2 separate regions of the Homo sapiens genome follow, and region 1 is linked to region 2. Evidence: read pairs that join two places in POLR2A ChIA-PET (ENCODE). Cell type or tissue: PC-9. All regions are shown on one strand. Links, peaks and the distances in the headings refer to the core of each region. The heading gives the core; the rest is flanking DNA. Region 1 overlaps MCU (mitochondrial calcium uniporter). Region 2 overlaps MICU1 (mitochondrial calcium uptake 1).

Evidence for each region. Peaks named below come from ENCODE experiments on the same cell type or tissue, not always from the same donor. Only the 100,000 strongest peaks of a DNase experiment are listed, where the experiment ranks them.
Region 1: POLR2A ChIA-PET joins it to region 2 with 5 read pairs; 5 of 35 experiments call an interaction of 5 or more read pairs at or near these places.

The regions. Positions count from the first base shown.
Region 1 is chr10:72,733,591-72,738,590 of GRCh38, forward strand. All of the region lies in intron 1 of MCU (mitochondrial calcium uniporter), which reads left to right. Among named protein-coding and RNA genes, the nearest start is that of MIR4676, 15 kb to the left of the region's middle. In PC-9, for the core only: no CTCF peak of the experiment used is centred there; a DNase peak (open chromatin) is centred at 2,971; H3K27ac peaks cover 2,368 bases.
Region 2 is chr10:72,612,872-72,624,567 of GRCh38, forward strand. The region is part of intron 1 of MICU1 (mitochondrial calcium uptake 1); the gene reads right to left. Among named protein-coding and RNA genes, the nearest start is that of MICU1, 7.4 kb to the right of the region's middle. In PC-9, for the core only: no CTCF peak of the experiment used is centred there; no DNase peak of the experiment used is centred there.

The DNA.
Region 1 (5,000 bases), core at 1-5,000, 120 kb after region 2:
ATATAAAATGAACCAATGTGTGAAAAGCATTTATGGCAGTGCTTGGCACATAACGAGTACTCTGTTGGTGGTACCCGATATATATGTTTCATATATATATATATATATATATATTTTTTTAAAGAACATTTAGATAATCTTATATAGCTTAACTTGCAGCATCTACTCAGTCTTGACAAGCCTTTCTGGTAGTTTAATTTCACAGAAGGTAGATAAAGTAAACCTGGGCCTGCTTTTTTTGTTTGTTTGTTTTAAAGAATTAACTTTTTATTATGATGGTACAATATGCTTATTGGAGAAAATTTGGAAAAATTATTTTAAAAGTAATATTTTTTAAAATTCAGAAAATTATAGTAGGAGTCTGTTAACAGAAGCTTTAAAGGGAATGTGGTCCAAGAAGGAAAGAAAAACTCCTCAGAGTAAATAATAATTATGTTAATTGGAAATTACAAGTAAGAACTAGAGGCAGAATCTATAAAAACTGATGAATACTACAAAAGAAATTCCTGATTGGGTGCGTTTGCTCACACCTGTAATTCTAGCACTTTGGGAGGCTGAGGCAGGAGGATCCCTTGAGGCCAGGAGTTTGAGGCTGCAGTGAGCTATGATTGAGCCACTGCACTCCTGCCTGGGTGATGGAGCAAGATCCTGTTTCTAAAAAAGAAAGAAAGAAATTCCTTGCTTTACTCAGATCTAAAATGGACATTTAGTCACTGGCCACATGTGACTTGAGGTGTGTGTAGTCCAAACTACTATGTACTGCAAATACAAAATATACATTGGATTATTTTTGTGTTGAAATAATATTTCCTATATATTGTGTTAAGTAAAATGTTACTAAAATTAATTTTATCTTTTTCTTATTAATGTGACTACTGGCCTAGTTAAAATTATATATGTGGCTCACATATTCCGTTGGACTGCACTGTGCTTTAGGCATAGTAATACTTACTAGTTTTGAAGTATTTGAAAATTTAAAGTTAAGATATTGGATATTGAACCAAGGTTTTAATAATTTCCTTACAAACAATCACTGTTTTTTTGAGACAGGGTCACTCTGTCACCCAGGCTGGAGCTTGGTGGCCTGATCATGGCTCACCGCAGCCTTGACCTCCCAGGCTCAAGCAATCCTCCCACCTCTGCCTCCCAAGTAGCTAGGACCAAAGGCGTGTGACACCATGCCTAGCTATTAAAAAAATTTTTTTTTTTGTGGAGACAGGTCTCACTATGTTGCCCAGGCTAGTCTTGAACTCCTGGCTCAAGCTATTCTCCCACCTCAGCCTCCCAAAGTATTGGCATTACAGGTGTGACCCCGTCTCTACGAATAATTTTAAAAAAATTAGCTGGGTGTGGTGGTGCATACCCGTAGTCCCAGCTACTAGGGAGGCTGAGGCTGGATTGCCTGAGCTCAGGAGGTTGAGGCTTCAGTGGGCTGTGATCGGGCCACCGCAGTGCAGGCTGGGTGACAGAGTGAGATTGTCTCAAAAAAAAAAAAAAATTCGTCTGTGTTGTATCATGTATCAGAATTTTTTTTTTTTGATAGCTGAGTAGTATTTCAGTGTTCAGCATTTTTATTAATGACATGGATGGAATATTAATGACTTGCTTTGCAAACCCATATATGACCTGGAACTGGCAATGAAAATAAGTTGTATTGTTAAAGTGTGTTGGGTTTTTTTTCAGACTAGAGATTGAAAATAGTTATCAGACTGAAAGAATTGACTGAATTGATTAAAACGTATTAAACATTGATAAGTGCAAAATCCCATATATGATCTAAAAAGTTAGTGTTATTGTAGATGGATGTGATGTGGTTTAATAGCAGGTAATATGAAAAATACCTGGAGGGTTTCACTTGACAGCATGTTCATCATGAGTCCACAGTATTATCTGGGCTCTATTAATAGAAGCATGGTGTCCAGAATGAGGACTATGATTGTCCCAAAGTATTGTGTTCATGTCTAGGTACCTTATTTTAATGGTAAACATTTAAAAACAAAGGCATATTCAAGAGAGAAACCAGAATGATCTAATGGGAAGGTAACTAGCCACTCAGTATTAGAATAAAGCTGTTGTAAGGTAGAGTGGACTGCCTTGGGAGGTAATCAGATCTATGTCACAAGATTTGTTCAAGCAGAAGCTGGATGAACACTTGGCAGGGACATTGTAGACTATTTTAGTTTCACTAGTTGGGTACAGGAGTGGAGAAGGTGCCTAATTATATAGAATATCTTTGTGGATCTTCAACCTTGATATTAATATTTGGTAATCATAGAACATTGCAGAATACTGGGGTTTAAAGTGTTAATAGTGGTTGTCTCTAGGGGATGGGATAGGAGACTGTCATTTCCCATGTTATGTACTTCTGTATTTAATTTTAGTTTCTACAATGAGTATATATTGCTCTATTAAAACAGTTGTAAACACTTGTTTCTTGGCTAGTGACATTGATGCAAAAAATATTCTCGTTTTGCAAATCAACACAAATTAATACTTTACAATTTTTCAAAAGTAACTTAGTAAATTACTATAAACAATTTAAGTGTTTAAAACCCTCTATTGACAGATTTGTGTATTCATGGACGTTGGATATATGGATTTTTTTTTGCCATTGGAAGACTGATTTGCTTCATTAGCCTTTATTCTTTTCTGTAGTTGATCTGGCTGGTGACAGTGAAAGTTAGCTGGGCTGTTACAGATCATTCTGCATGCTCAGATTTACCTTCATCTCCAAGGTTTGGATTATCAGATAACTAGACAGTAAGGCCCTGACTGCTGCTGCCTAGTACCCCTGTCTAAAGGTTTAGTCCTAAAAGGAAGTGAGAGTGGAAAAAATTGTTGCATTCTTAGGAAAATATTTCCTTCTAACCCAGACATCTTTTGTTTTTCCCCAGATGGTTCTGTTATATCCCCCAGAGACCAAGGGTTGGCCCTTTATGCTTATTAGGAAAGAAGGATTATGACCAACACTTGCATCCTGGGTATGTTTAGGATAAATGTTGCTAAGCTGCTTTAGTAAATAGATCGTAAACAGAAACTGAGCCACACCTCCTCCTGCCATTATTATCTTAGTAAATGTTTGCTTAGGATTTTGATTATTTAAATGCTGTAGTTCTCTCATGTACTTAACAAATCTGTAACATTTTGTCAGTAAAGAGATTTATTAATATGCTTCCTTTGCCTTAGCTCAATAGTGCCCTTTTGATGATTTTTTAGGCCAGGCATTTAGCAGTCTAAATGGTGGACAATCTTGGACATTGTTGCGTGCTGTCAACATAAAGCTGTTTGGTGTTTGAGATGGTAGTGCTAGGAAAAATGTGTTAGCATTTGCTAAAAGAGCTTTCACAGGCTGGTCGCTTTCAATGTTTAAAAAAAGTTTATGTAAGACTGTTGATACTTCACTACAGTGTTCCCAAAAGCTTTCTAGTCTTGTTAGTGAAGCGTGTGGGGTATATGAATTGTGGTTTAAACTCTAAATGGCCACAGACATTTTTCTTGAATATGACTCTTAACTTGCTTTCTCTAAACTTCAGTTTGATACTATAGCGGTTGTTGATACCATAGTAGTTGTGTAGTTCAAATTCTCCAGTCATGAGTTTTCATTCTTGGATATGGTAGTGTCTTTGAGGTCAGGAAGAAAGAACAGAAGTCACTAATGTTAATAGCAGAAACTTTAACATTATAGGAATAAAAGTGGTAATAATAGATGAGCAGAAACCTCAATTCAAGAAATACTTGTTTCAAAAAATTATTATTCTGTACCTTCTGTGTAAAATGCCCATTGCTAGGCCTGGGCCCCAGACTTTAAAGAGCATATAGTCTAGTTGTATTGGGTCGATAATTTGAAATGTAAAGAGAGGGGGTAAGGGAAGCAGCCATGTATGAATTCCTTAGAAGGAAAGTTGGCGCGTTATTTCCCCTTTTTCTTTCCTTTTTTTTTTTTTTCAGAGATGGTATCTTGCTCTATTGCCTGGGTTGGATTGACATGGTGCGATCTCAGCTCACTGCAACTTCCACCTCCTGGGTTCAAGTGATTCTTGTGCCTCAGCCTCCCAAGTAGCTGGGACTGCAGGTGCGCACCACTATGCCTGGCTAGTTTTTGTGTTTTTAGTAGAGATGGGGTTTCACCATGTCGGTCAGGCTGGTCTTGAACTCCTGGCCTTAAGTGATCCTCACCGCCCCAACTCCCAAAGTGCTGGGATTTCAGGTATGAGCCACCATGCCCAGCCTATTTCCCCTTTTTCTGTTTCTTACCTTTGACTTGAAGTTCAAGAGTGAGCTGTATAGGCACCAGGGCAACAAGCTGTTTCTTATATTCCTAGGAACTCCGTATTCTTTCTGCTTTTAAGTTGGCATGGGAGCAGGGATGAGCAGTGGTATTGTTGCGGTTATCTTCAGGTACAATTGCTGCTTTAGTAGTCTTTAGGACTTACAGGCTTTTGGGAGTTAATGTAGCTGGATAAATATTTTAAACGAATGAGAAAACCTAGACTGGACACTGGGAACAGAGTTACAGTCTAAGTAAAAACCACTGGAAAAAGCTTTCAAATTCTGTAAATATAACAAAACTAATAATTATAGTAATTAAGAAGAATTTATTTGGGGAAGGTGAAGGGGAAGTTGGAGTAAACTTAATAAGTATCCTGGGGGCTCTGAGAAATTGCTCCCACTCTTTCTTCCTTACTTATATGTCCAACAAATCAAAAATAGCCTCCTGGAGTGAAGAAGAGAGCCAATCATGGTATAGCAATAAAGTAAGTATATCCTACATGCTGGATTTAGCTTTTAGATTGAACAAATGTTAGAAAAGACTCTTTTCCTCTGATTTGTGCTATTTGTTTTAGATAAAATGGGGCAGAAAAACAAAGAGCCTTTCTAGAAAGTTTATGCTAAACAAGGAAATGTGGATTTTTAATTGTCTTGAGAAAAGAAATGTTGAGTGCTGATAGCTGTGATGTTGACATCTCAGCCCGTATTTTAATAGTTAAGGTTTATAAATA
Region 2 (11,696 bases), core at 3,788-8,787:
TCCTAAAATGCATACAAATGACATACAAAGAATAAAAAAGAGAGAGAAAAGATGCAGTATCTGTAAGACAAAATCCATAATATAAAGAAAAACTAGAAATATTAAAGATTAAAAGTAATTATTTATAAAAATAAAAGCAAGTTGTTTAAATGGCCTCTTTTTCAGAAAAAAAATTAACATCAAACCTTTATAGCTTATTTTAAAACTTTCAAACATGCAGGAAATTTCAAAGACTACTATTATCAACACCATATGTGCATTACTTAAATTCAACAATTAACATTTTGATATACTTGCTTCATCTACTTATCTATATGGCTACTCATCAAACTATTTTTTATGTTGAATCATTTCAAAGTAAATTACAGACATTATTAGGAGAAACACTTTACCCCTAATTTTTTTTTTTTTTTTTTTTTAGAGACAGGGTTTTGCTCTGTCACCCAGGCTGTAGTGCAGTGGCATGAGCATAGCACTCTGCAGCCTCAAACGCCTAGGTTTAAGTAGTCCTCCTGCCTCAGCCTCCTGAGTGGCTAGGAACTACAGGGATGTGCCACCACGCCTGGCTGATTTTTTTTTATTTTTTGTAGAGCCCAGGTCCCATTATGTTGTTCAGGCTGGTCTCCAACTCCTGGCCTCAAGCAGTCCTCCCACCTCAGCTTCCTAAAGCTCTGGGATTATGAGCATGAGCCACCACACCTGGCTATACCCCTACATATTTTAATATTCTCCTACACAACTACAATATTTTCTCCTACATAACTACATTATCAAATTTATTCAAATTAATAATTACCTAATATCTTCTAATACTAGAACACATACAAACTCCCCCAAAATTTACAGCTGATTTTTCAAACCAGGATCCCTACAAATAAGACTATCTTTGGTTTTCTCTAAACAGTCTCTCTTAATCTAGAAGAGTTCCTCATACATAACCTTTTTCTCCCCTTACAACTCTAGTTTTTGTTGTGTTACAATATACATAATAGGCTGGGTGCAGTGGCTCACACCTGTAATCCCAGCACTTTGGGAGGCTGAGGTGGGGGGATCACCTGAGGTCACGAGTTCAAGACCAGCCTGGCCAATGTGGCGAAACCCCGTCTCAATTAAAAATACAAAAAAATTAGCTGGGCGTGGTGGCGGGCGCCTGTCCCAGCTATTTAGGAGGCTGAGGCAGAAGAATTGCTTGAACCAGGAGGCAGAGGTTGCAGTGAGCTGAGATTACACCATTGCACTCCAGCCTGGGCAACAAGAACAAAACTCCATCCCCAAAAATAAAACAAAAACACATAATATAAAATGTACCCATACTCATTCAAATGGCTATTACTTAAATTTTAAAAAAAAAACAAGTGTTGACAAGGATGTGTAGAAAATGAAACCCTTGTACACTGCTGATAGGAATATAAAATAGTGCAGGCACTACAGAAAAAGTATGGCAGCTCCTCAAAAAATTAAACATAGAATTACCATATGATCCAGCAATTCCACTTCTAGGTGTATTTCCAAAGGAATTTAAAGGAGGAACCTGAATAGATATTTGTACAGCCATGCTCAAAGCAGCATTGTGCACAACAGCCAAATGGTGGAAGCAACCCAAGTGTCCACTGATGGATGAATGGATAAAATGTGACACATACATACAAGGAATATTATTCAGCCTTTATTTTTTCTTAATCATGGCAAAATTTCATCATGTCATTTCACCTTCAAAAGGAAGGAAATTCTAGCATATGCTACAACATGGATGAACCTGAAGGATACTATGCTAAGGGAAACAAGCCAATCCAAAAAAGGCAAATACTTTGTGATTTCACTTACATGAGGCACCTAGCATAGTCAAATCATAGAGACAGAAAGTAGAATGATGGATGCCAGAGGTTTCAGGGAGAGGGAAATGAGGAATGAGCATTTAATGAGTATGGGGTTTCAGTTTGGGAAGTAGTTTTGGAAATGAATGCTAGTGATGGTTGTGTAACAATGTGAATGTACTTAATGCCACTGTACATTAAAAATTATTAAAATGGTAAATATTTAAGCTGTGCTAAAATATACATAACAGAAAATTGACGATTTTGACCACTTTTAAGCATACAATTCAGTGGCATATACATTCACCATGTTGTACAATCACAGCACAACCTTAATTTCTGAAAAGGGCAAATATATTGCAGCATTTTTCATACTGCGGATTTGTCTGATTGCTTCCTTGTGGTGTGGTTTTGTGTTTGTTTGTTTGTTTGTTTGTTTGTTTTGAGATGGAGTCTCAGTCTCACTCTGTTGCCTAGGCTAGAGTGCAGTGGCATGATCTTGGCTCACCGCAACCTCTGCCTCCTGGGCTCAAGTGATACTTGTGCCTCAGCCTCCCCAGTAATTGGAATTACAGACATGTGCCACCATGCCCAGCTAATTTTTGTATTTTTACTACAGACAGGGTTTCACCACTTTGGCCAGGCTAGTCTTGAACTCCTGACCTCAAGCAATCTTCCCGCCTTGGCCTCCCAAAGTGCTGGGATTACAGGTGTGAGCAACAGCACCACAGCACACTGTGCTGTGGTATTAAATCTTTCTCTATTCCTTTTTTTTCCTGTAAACTGGAAGTTACATCTAAAGGTTAGATCACAGTCAAATTAAGTATTTTTGGCAAGAATTCTGCATAGATTATTTTCTATATTTCATGAGTCTTGTCTTAGGCTTTTTTCTCTGATGTCTAATCTGCCATTAATCCCATTAAATGTATTTTTCATCTCAGACATTATAGTTTCCATCTCCGAAAGTTCAGTTTGAGTTTTTTTATACCTTCCATGTCTCTATTTAACATGTTCAGTCTTGGCCAGGCGCGGTGGCTCATCACGCCTGTAATCCCAGCACTTTGGGAGGCCGAGGAGGGTGGATCACAAGGTCAGGAGATCGAGACCATCCTGGCTAACACAGTGAAACCCTGTCTCTACTAAAAATACAAAAAATTAGCCGGGCGTGCGGCATGCACCTGTAGTCCCAGCTACTTGGAAGGCTGAGGCAGGAGAATGGCGTGAACCCGGGAGGCGGAGCTGGCAGTGAGCCGAGATTGTGCCACTGCACTCCAGCCTGGGCGACAGAGCGAGACTCCGTCTCAAAAAAACAAAAAACAAAAAACAAAAAAAAACATGTTCAATCTTTCTACTAGTTTCTTGAGCATATAGAATATGCTTATGAAAACTGTTTTAAATCCCTCTTTACTAATTCTATCATCTGTGTCACTTCTGTTTTGGTTTCTAATTTTCTTCTCATCAGTATGAGTCACGTTTTCCTACTTCTTTGCATGCCTAGTAATTTCTGATTGGATGCCAGACATTGTGAATTTTACCTTGTGTGCTTTCTTGTATTCCTATAATTATTTTTGAGCTTTCTTCTGGGCCATGATTAAATTAGTAGGGAACAGTTTTGGCCCTTTCAGGTCTTGCTTTTAAGCTTTGTCAGCCTGGGCTGGAGAAGCATTTAGTTCAAGGCTAATTTACCCACTGTTAGGGCAAAACCCTTAAGAGACTCTACACAGAAACTCCGTCTCTACTAAAAATACAAAATTAGCCAGGCATGGTGGTGCACGCCTGTAATCCCAGCTACTTGGGAGGCTGAGGCAGGAGAATCACTTGAACCTGGGAGGCAGAGGTTGTGGTGAGCCGAGGTCACACCATTGCACTCCAGCCTGGGCAACAAGAGCGAAACTCCATCTAAAAAAAAAAAAAAAAAGACTCTACATAATGACCTATAAAGATGGTTTCCACTCTGGTTGGTGGGAAAAAAAAAAAAAAAACACACTATTCCTAATTCGGCAAGTATTGTTTTATCTGATCTTTTCAAGTGATTATCTTCCTAGCCTCAGAAAGTTTCCTCACATACATCCACTGATCAGTTCTCAGCAGAATACTTGAGACGGATCCTCTGTAGTTCTCTGAAGTTCTCCCTCTCTGCAGCTATTTCCAGTTTTCTGCCCTGCAAACTCCAGATGCTTTGGCCTCCCCAGACTCCCTCAATTAAGGGAAACTATTGTGCTCTGTCTGGGTTCCCTGTCCCTGTTCTGCAGCTGGAAAACTGTCTAGGCAGCAAGCCAGAGCAATCATAGACCTCATCTCATTTCTTTCCTATCTTTCAGGGATTACTCTCCTTTGCTGCACAATGTTCAAAATCTAGACAACCACTGTTTTACACATTTTTGTCTGCTTTTTTAGCTGTTTCAGGCAAGAAGGTAACCCTGTTACTACTTCTTCACCAGAAATAGAAGACCAGTTTTTTTTGTCCCTTTTATTCATCTCTTTCTCTGAATTATTTTAAGGCAACTCAAATATTATATCATTTCACTGCTATATATTTTGGTATGTCTCTCCAAAAATATGGACTTTTTTCCCACATAATCATGTCAGTTGTACTCAACAAATTTAACCATCCCTTAGTATGATCTAACACCAGTCCATACTCCAATTTCCTCAATTTAAAAAAAATTGAACTGATAGTTTAAACTCTTTTTAATGCTAGCATTTAATAAACACTACTCTGTGAGGGGTACTATGCTAAGTACCTGATATCCATTACCTTATTTAGTCCTCAGTAATCCTTTGGGGTAAATATTATTATTACTCCCATTTCACTGATAAGAACACCAAAGCTTGCTGGGCATGGGGGCTGACACCTGTAATGTAGAAACCCTGTCTCTACTAAAAATAAAATCCCAGAATTTTGGGAGGCCGAGGCGGCAGGGTCACTTAAGGCCAGGAGTTTGAAACCAGCCTGTGCAACATATCAAGACCATGTCTCTACAAAAAAGTTAAAAATTAGCCAAGTGTGGTGGCACACACCTATAGTCCTAGCTGCTCAGGAGGTTGAGATGGAAGGATTGCTTGAGCCCAGGAGTTTGAAGGTGCAGTAAGCTGTGGTCACACTACTGCACTCCAGCCTGGGTGACAGCACGAGACCCCAACTCAAAACAACAACAAAAAACCAGCAAAGCTAGAATCTGTTAAAATGTTTGCCTAGGCTGGCCGCAGTGGCTTACGCCTGTAATCCTTGCACTTTGGGAGGCCAAGGTGGGCAGATTACTTGAGGTCAGGAGTTAGAGACCAGCCTGGCCAACATGGTAAAACCCCATCTCTACTAAAAATATAAAAATTAGCCAGGAGTGGTGGCGCATGCCTGTAAATCCCAGCTACTAGGGAGGCTGAGGCAGGAGATTCGCTTGAGCCTGGGAGGTGGAGGCTGCAGTGAGCCGAGATCATGCCACTGCACTCCAGCCTGGTCAACAGAGCCAGACTCTGTCTCAAAAAAAAAAAAAAAAACTACCAGTTTGCCTAAGGTTATAGCATGGCAGAGGCAGGTTTCTCTGATCACAAACACATTGTTTTCTAAAAATAATTGCATACCTTTATTATTTTTTTGAAATGAGGTCTCACTATGTGGCCCAGGCTGGTCTTGAATTCCTGGGGTCAAGCAATCCTCCCACCTCAGCCTCCAGAATAGCTGACATGACAGGTGTGTGCCACTGCCCCTAGCTCCCAATGGCATTGCACTTAACCATTATGCTTCAATACCATCTCACAACTTATTAGCATAAAATATCAGATAATATCAATGCTTAAATTGAAAATCAAATTCGAAGATTGCTTAATTTAAATGCTATTACAGGTCAAAGACCTGAAAAAAATAATAATGCTACTTTATTTGAAATATATTACAATAAAATCTGCTTAAAATTTTAAGAAATACAACTTTCGAATCTAAAAGAGAATTTTAATAGAAAAAGCACAAGAAACTTGGTTGAAATGAAACTATCATCTCAAACTAGAGAATGCAGATTCATTTAATTATAATGTTCTATCACAGCTCTTGTCAAGTAGAACATGTTGTGATGACAGAAATATTTTGTATCTGTGCTGTTCAATACAATAGCCACTACCCATATGTGAGTACTGGGCATCTGAAATATGTCTAAAAAAACTAAGAGAAACTGAATTTTTTGTTTTCTTTATTTTTAATGAGCTTAAATTTAAATTGTAATTATCAGTTCATCTGTCTGTTTTCCCCACTAGGCTGTAAGGTCCTTGAAGAACAGAATGTATTTTCATCTCTCCTTTCAATGTCTTGATACATATTAGAAACCTGTTTGTTGATATGTGGTAGAATATGTGGATGGAATTTTCTAGATGTGTCCAGATAAATTCTCTAAATATATCAGACTGATAAAGGTTACAAAGTACAGACTTACTTTATTGGATTATATCTTTTTTCTATTCTGACTTTTAAAACAAATGAAATATTAGCCAGGCCCGGTGGCTCACACCTGTAATCCCAGCACTTTGGGAGGCTGAGGCAGGTGGATCACAAGGTCAGGAGATTGAGACCATCCTGGCTAACACGGTGAAACCCTGTCTCTACTAAAAATACAAAAAAATTAGCCAGGCATGGTGGCAGGCACCTGTAGTCCCAGCTACTCGGGAGGCTGAGGCAGGAGAACGGTGTGAACCCAGGAGGCGGGGTTTGCAGTGAGCCGAGATTGTGCCACTGCACTCCAGCCTGGGCAACAGGTCAAGACTCCGTCTCAAAAAACTAAATAAATAAATAAAACAGATAAAATATCTTATTTACTCATTTATTCACCAAACATGCTCTGAGCTTACATATTTGTGACAAAGACTCTGTTATGTACTCAGGATATGATGATGAATAAGACCCAGTTTCTGGCATCAAGAATCACTCAATCTAAGACAATACATACAATTGCTCCACAAAGTGAGAAGACTACTTTAAACAGATAAATTATGAGAACCAACAAGGAAAGTAAATTACGAGAACCAAGAAGGAAAATAACCACCTGAGGGTAGAGGGAGGTTCTACATACTGAACAATAATTCATTAATCTAGTTTAACGATGAACGGCAGCTCACCAGTTGGGAGATGGCAGAACGGTGGAGAGGCATTCCAGGTACAACAAATAGCCATGTAAAGGCATAAAGACACAAAAACACATGGTGAACATGGGGAGGAAAAAGTGTCTCATTCTGACTAGAACATGTGAAAACGAATAAAAAGGGGAGGAGGATACATTAGAGCTAGATTCTAATACCCTTTTGTGCTATATTACAGTGCTGATTCAATCTTATTAGGATGGTAGGCAAAGTATTCATGTTTACTTTTTTTAAAAAAAAGGAAAAAAACAGCTTGCTAATTCCCATACTCAAAGAACAAACTTTAAAAAGCAAAATCTAAATTATAAATTTTTGCTTATAACAGACACCAAATCCAAATTAACTGTCCAAGCAAGGTTATTAGAATAGGCACTTGAAGTTTTTGTTGTTTTTGAGATGGAGTCTCACTCTGTCGCCCAGGCTGGTGTACAGTAGTGCCATCTTGGCTCACTGCAACCTCCGCCTCCCGGGTTCAGGCAATTCTCATGCCTCAGCCTCCCAAGCAGCTGGGATTACAGGAGTGTGCTACCATGCCTGGCTAATTTTTTGTATTTTTAGTAGAGACAGGGTTTCACCACGTTGCCCAGGCTGGTTTCGAACTCCTGACCTCAAGTGATTCTCCTGCCTCAGCCTCCCAAAGTACTGGGATTACAGGCATGAGCCACTGCACCTGGCCAAGCACTTCAAGTTTTAAATAAGCAACATTAAATCACTTTGAAGAGAAATGCAAGCATTATTTGTATCCTTAACTGTTGAGGATATCTTTTTCAAATATTACACTAAAGTTTCAATTTTCTCATAGTAAAACCCATCTTGAACTTAATATTAGTCTAGGAAACATTTATGATCTGCAAAAAATTGATCACCCTGTTAGTTTGGGGGAAAAAAGCTGAGTCTACTTCTAGCCATTTCTTGCCTCATAAACAGAACTAAAACACCTCTCCCACGATGTGGCAATATTTAACTTTTCAACGACAGGTTATTAATTATATTTAATGTCAATCACTTCTCACAGTTGTCCAATTCCACAGCTACCTTTTTTTGCTTTTTCAACTGACATTCTGTTACCTGTTTTACCCACAGGTATCTTATCTACAGGTATCCACTCTATCGTGCTCTTAAAGCATGATTGGCCAGGCATGGTGGCTCATGCCTGTAATCCCCATATTTTGGGAAGCCAAGGCAGGCGGAATGCTTGAACCCAGGAGATTGAGACCACCCTGGGCAACATAGTGAGACCCCGTTTCTACAGAAAAAAAAATTGTTTTAATGATGAACCACCAGAATAAGGCATAAAGATACAAAACTAGTGTTAATTATAATTTTAAAGTTAACACCCAGTAATAGCAATTAGTTATAATTATGGTAATTTATTTTACATACCACGTTCAAAATAAAGTGGTTTTGGATGGGCGCAGTGGCTCACGCCTATAATCCCAGCACTTTGGCTAGCAGATCACCTGAGGTCAGGAGTTCGAGACCAGACTGACCAACATGGTGAAACCCCATCTCTACTTAAAATACAAAAAAAAAATAGCCAGCCGTGGTGGTAGGTGCCTGTAATCCCAGCTACTTGGGAGGCTGAGGCAGGAGAATTGCTTGAACCCAAGAGGCGGAGGTTGCAGTGAGCCAAGAACGCGCCATTGCACTCCAGCCTGGGCGACAAGTGTAAAACTCCGTCTCAAAAAATAATAATAATAATAAAAAAATAAAGTGGTTTCTATACTAACAGATTTTTAAACATAAAACAATGAAAAGAACCAAGTATTTAATCATATCCACAACATGTATTTAAATATTTAAAACATTTTTATTTACTATTTATTAACTGCAGTTACTAATCAAGTTCACCCAAAGCAATAAAAATATCAAGAATTTATTTTAACAAGCTGGCTAATACATAATATATTTAAAGTTATAAAACCTGAATATTCCAGAGCAGGGGTACTAAACATGTAATAACAGTACAGATACACACACTGGAAGAGTGTAAATTTTTTCAAGTTCTTTAAGTGATTATAATAGGCATTAAAAATAGAAAAAAATCAACACATAAACTGTAAATACAATTTTTTATATTGCAAAAGGAAACCAAGTTCTCTTATTTATTTATTTATTTATTGAGCCAGAATCTTGCTCTGTCGCCCAGGCTGGAGTGCAGTGGCACGATCTCAGCTCACTGCAAGCTCTGCCTCCCAGGTTCACGCCATTCTCCTGCCTCAGCCTCCCCGGAGTAGCTGGGACTACAGGCGCCTGCCACCACACTCGGCTAATTTTTTGTATGTTTGTTTTTTTAGTAGAAACGGGGTTTCACCATGTTAGCCAGGATGGTCTCGATCTCCTGACCTCGTGATCTGCCGGCCTCAGCCTCCCAAAGTGCTGGGATTACAAGCGTGAGCCACCGCGCCCGGCCCCAAGTTCTCTTAATTAAAAAAAAAAAAAAAACATGAAAATTATTTTAGTGAACATCTGTTGTTTTTGCCTGTCCAGCAACCAATTGCTCTTCTCCAGAAAGCATCACCTCAATTTTTCTTTAGGAACTGTCACCCACCCTTAACTCAAATGGTTTCAAACTATATTCCTCTCCTTCCCACTCCAGGATAGGGACAAATTCCAAGCCTAGCCACACAAAGCATTCCATCACTCTGGCCACAGGGACTGCCTCTAGGATGGGCAAAGACCCAAGTCAGGTCAATGAAACTACCATACAGTGGTGCGCTGGAACTGTAGAGAAAGGGAAATTCTCTTTCTTCTTGGGTTTCTGAGGTTGAAGGAAGTAAGCCTAGTGCTGGTATTACAATCTTTCCCAGGGAATCTGACTCCAAAGCCTTACTTTTCCACACTGAATCCCAAATATGCAAAGGGAACTAGTGGTTACCTGGTAGTAAGAGAAAAGATAAATTAGGACTTTGACTTTCAATATTGTATTTTCGATAATGTTTCCATTTTCCAAAAATAAGCATATTACTTCAATAATAGGAAATTTAAAATGTTTAAAAATATTGCCCGTGTTTTCTTCTCAAACATGCTTATTCATATTTCAATATCTTAAAAGTATTAACAATTTTCTCATAATTTACCAAAGCACATAGAATATCCATCTAAAAACAATCACCTTCTTCTCCTGGCACAAAATAAAGCTATTACAATATTTTCATTTTTAAATTATGAGTGGGAGGCCAGGTACAGTGGCTCACACCTCTAATCCCAGCAATTTGGGAGGCTGAGGCGGGCGGATCACTTGAGGTCAGGGGTTCGAGACCAGCCTGGCCAACATAGTAAAACCCCATCTTTACTAACAATACAAAAATTAGCCGGGCGTGGTGGCGCACGCTCCTGTAATCCCAGCTACTTACGAGGATGAGGCAGAAGAATCACTTGAACCCCGGAGGCAGAGGTTGCAGTGAGCCAAAATCGCGCCATTGCACTGTAGCCTTGGCAACGAGAGTGAAACTCTGTCAAAAAGACAAGACAGAGCGAGACTCCGTCTCAAAAAAAAAAAAAAAAAAAAAGACAAGAAAAGAAAAGGGAAGGGGAGGGGAGGGAGAAAGAAAGGGAGAAGAAAGAAAAAAAGAAAAGAAAAGAAAGAAAAAGAAAATATGTGTGGAAAAAACAGTTGAGTAAACCTTTTTAAAAAAACTGGTTCTAGTGGCTAGGCATGGTGGCTTGTACCTGCAATCCCAGAACTTTGGGAGGCCAAGGCGGGAGGATCGCTTGAGTCTGGGAGTTCCAAGACTAGCCTGGGTAGGCCAGGTGTGGTGGCTCAGGCCTGTAATCCCAGCATTTTGGGAGGCCGAGGCAGGTGGATCACCTGAGGTCGTCAGGAGTTCGAGACTAGCCTGGCCAACATGTAAAACCCCATCTCTACTAAAAATACAAAAATTAGCCAGATGTGGTGCCGCGCCTGTAGTTCCAGCTACTTCGGAGGCTGAAGCAGGAGAATTGCTTGAACCCAGGAGGCAGAGGTTGCAGTGAGCCGAGATCACACCACTGCACTCCAGCCTGGGCAACAGAATGAGACTCCGTCCCCACCCCTCAACAAAAGGACCAGCCTCGGCAAAATGGCTGAACCCCATCTCCATTTAATTAATTAATTAATTAATTAAAAACTGGTTCTTATTTTAAAAGGGATACACTAAACAACTGCATATGGAAAAAATGGTTAATGTTCAGCAAGTGCTGCAGCCATTGTAAAAATGGCTCAAGAGATAAAGCTAACTTTAAAGACTGAAGGTGGCAAAATTGGGTTTAAAAAAGCTTTATCAATTATATTAGTCCTATAACTCTGAATAGCATAAGATCTGAAGGAGTTGGTCAGTTAAATATTTCAATTATAATTATTTTGCATAATATTGCATTATGGAGAAATTTCATATCGTTTTATTCTTTTGTTGTTGTTTTAAGAGACAGGGTATCGCTCTGTCGCCCAAGCTGGAGTGCAATGGTACGATCACAGCTCACTGCAGCCTCAACCTCGAGGGCTCAAGCCATCCTCCTGTCTCAGCCTCCCAAGTAGCCAGGACTACAGGCATGCGCCCAGCTAATTTTTGTGTTTTGTAGAGATGGTCTTGCCATATTGCCCAGGCTGGTCTCAAACTCCTAGATTCAAGGGATCCACCCGGCCTCCCAAATTGCTGGGATTATGGGCCTGAGACACCACACCCAGCCTGTTTTATTCTTAAACACAGGAAAGTTAGTCTCAAGATGCACTTCTTAGGAATGTAAACAATCTACTGAATATAGTAAATATAAAGGAAG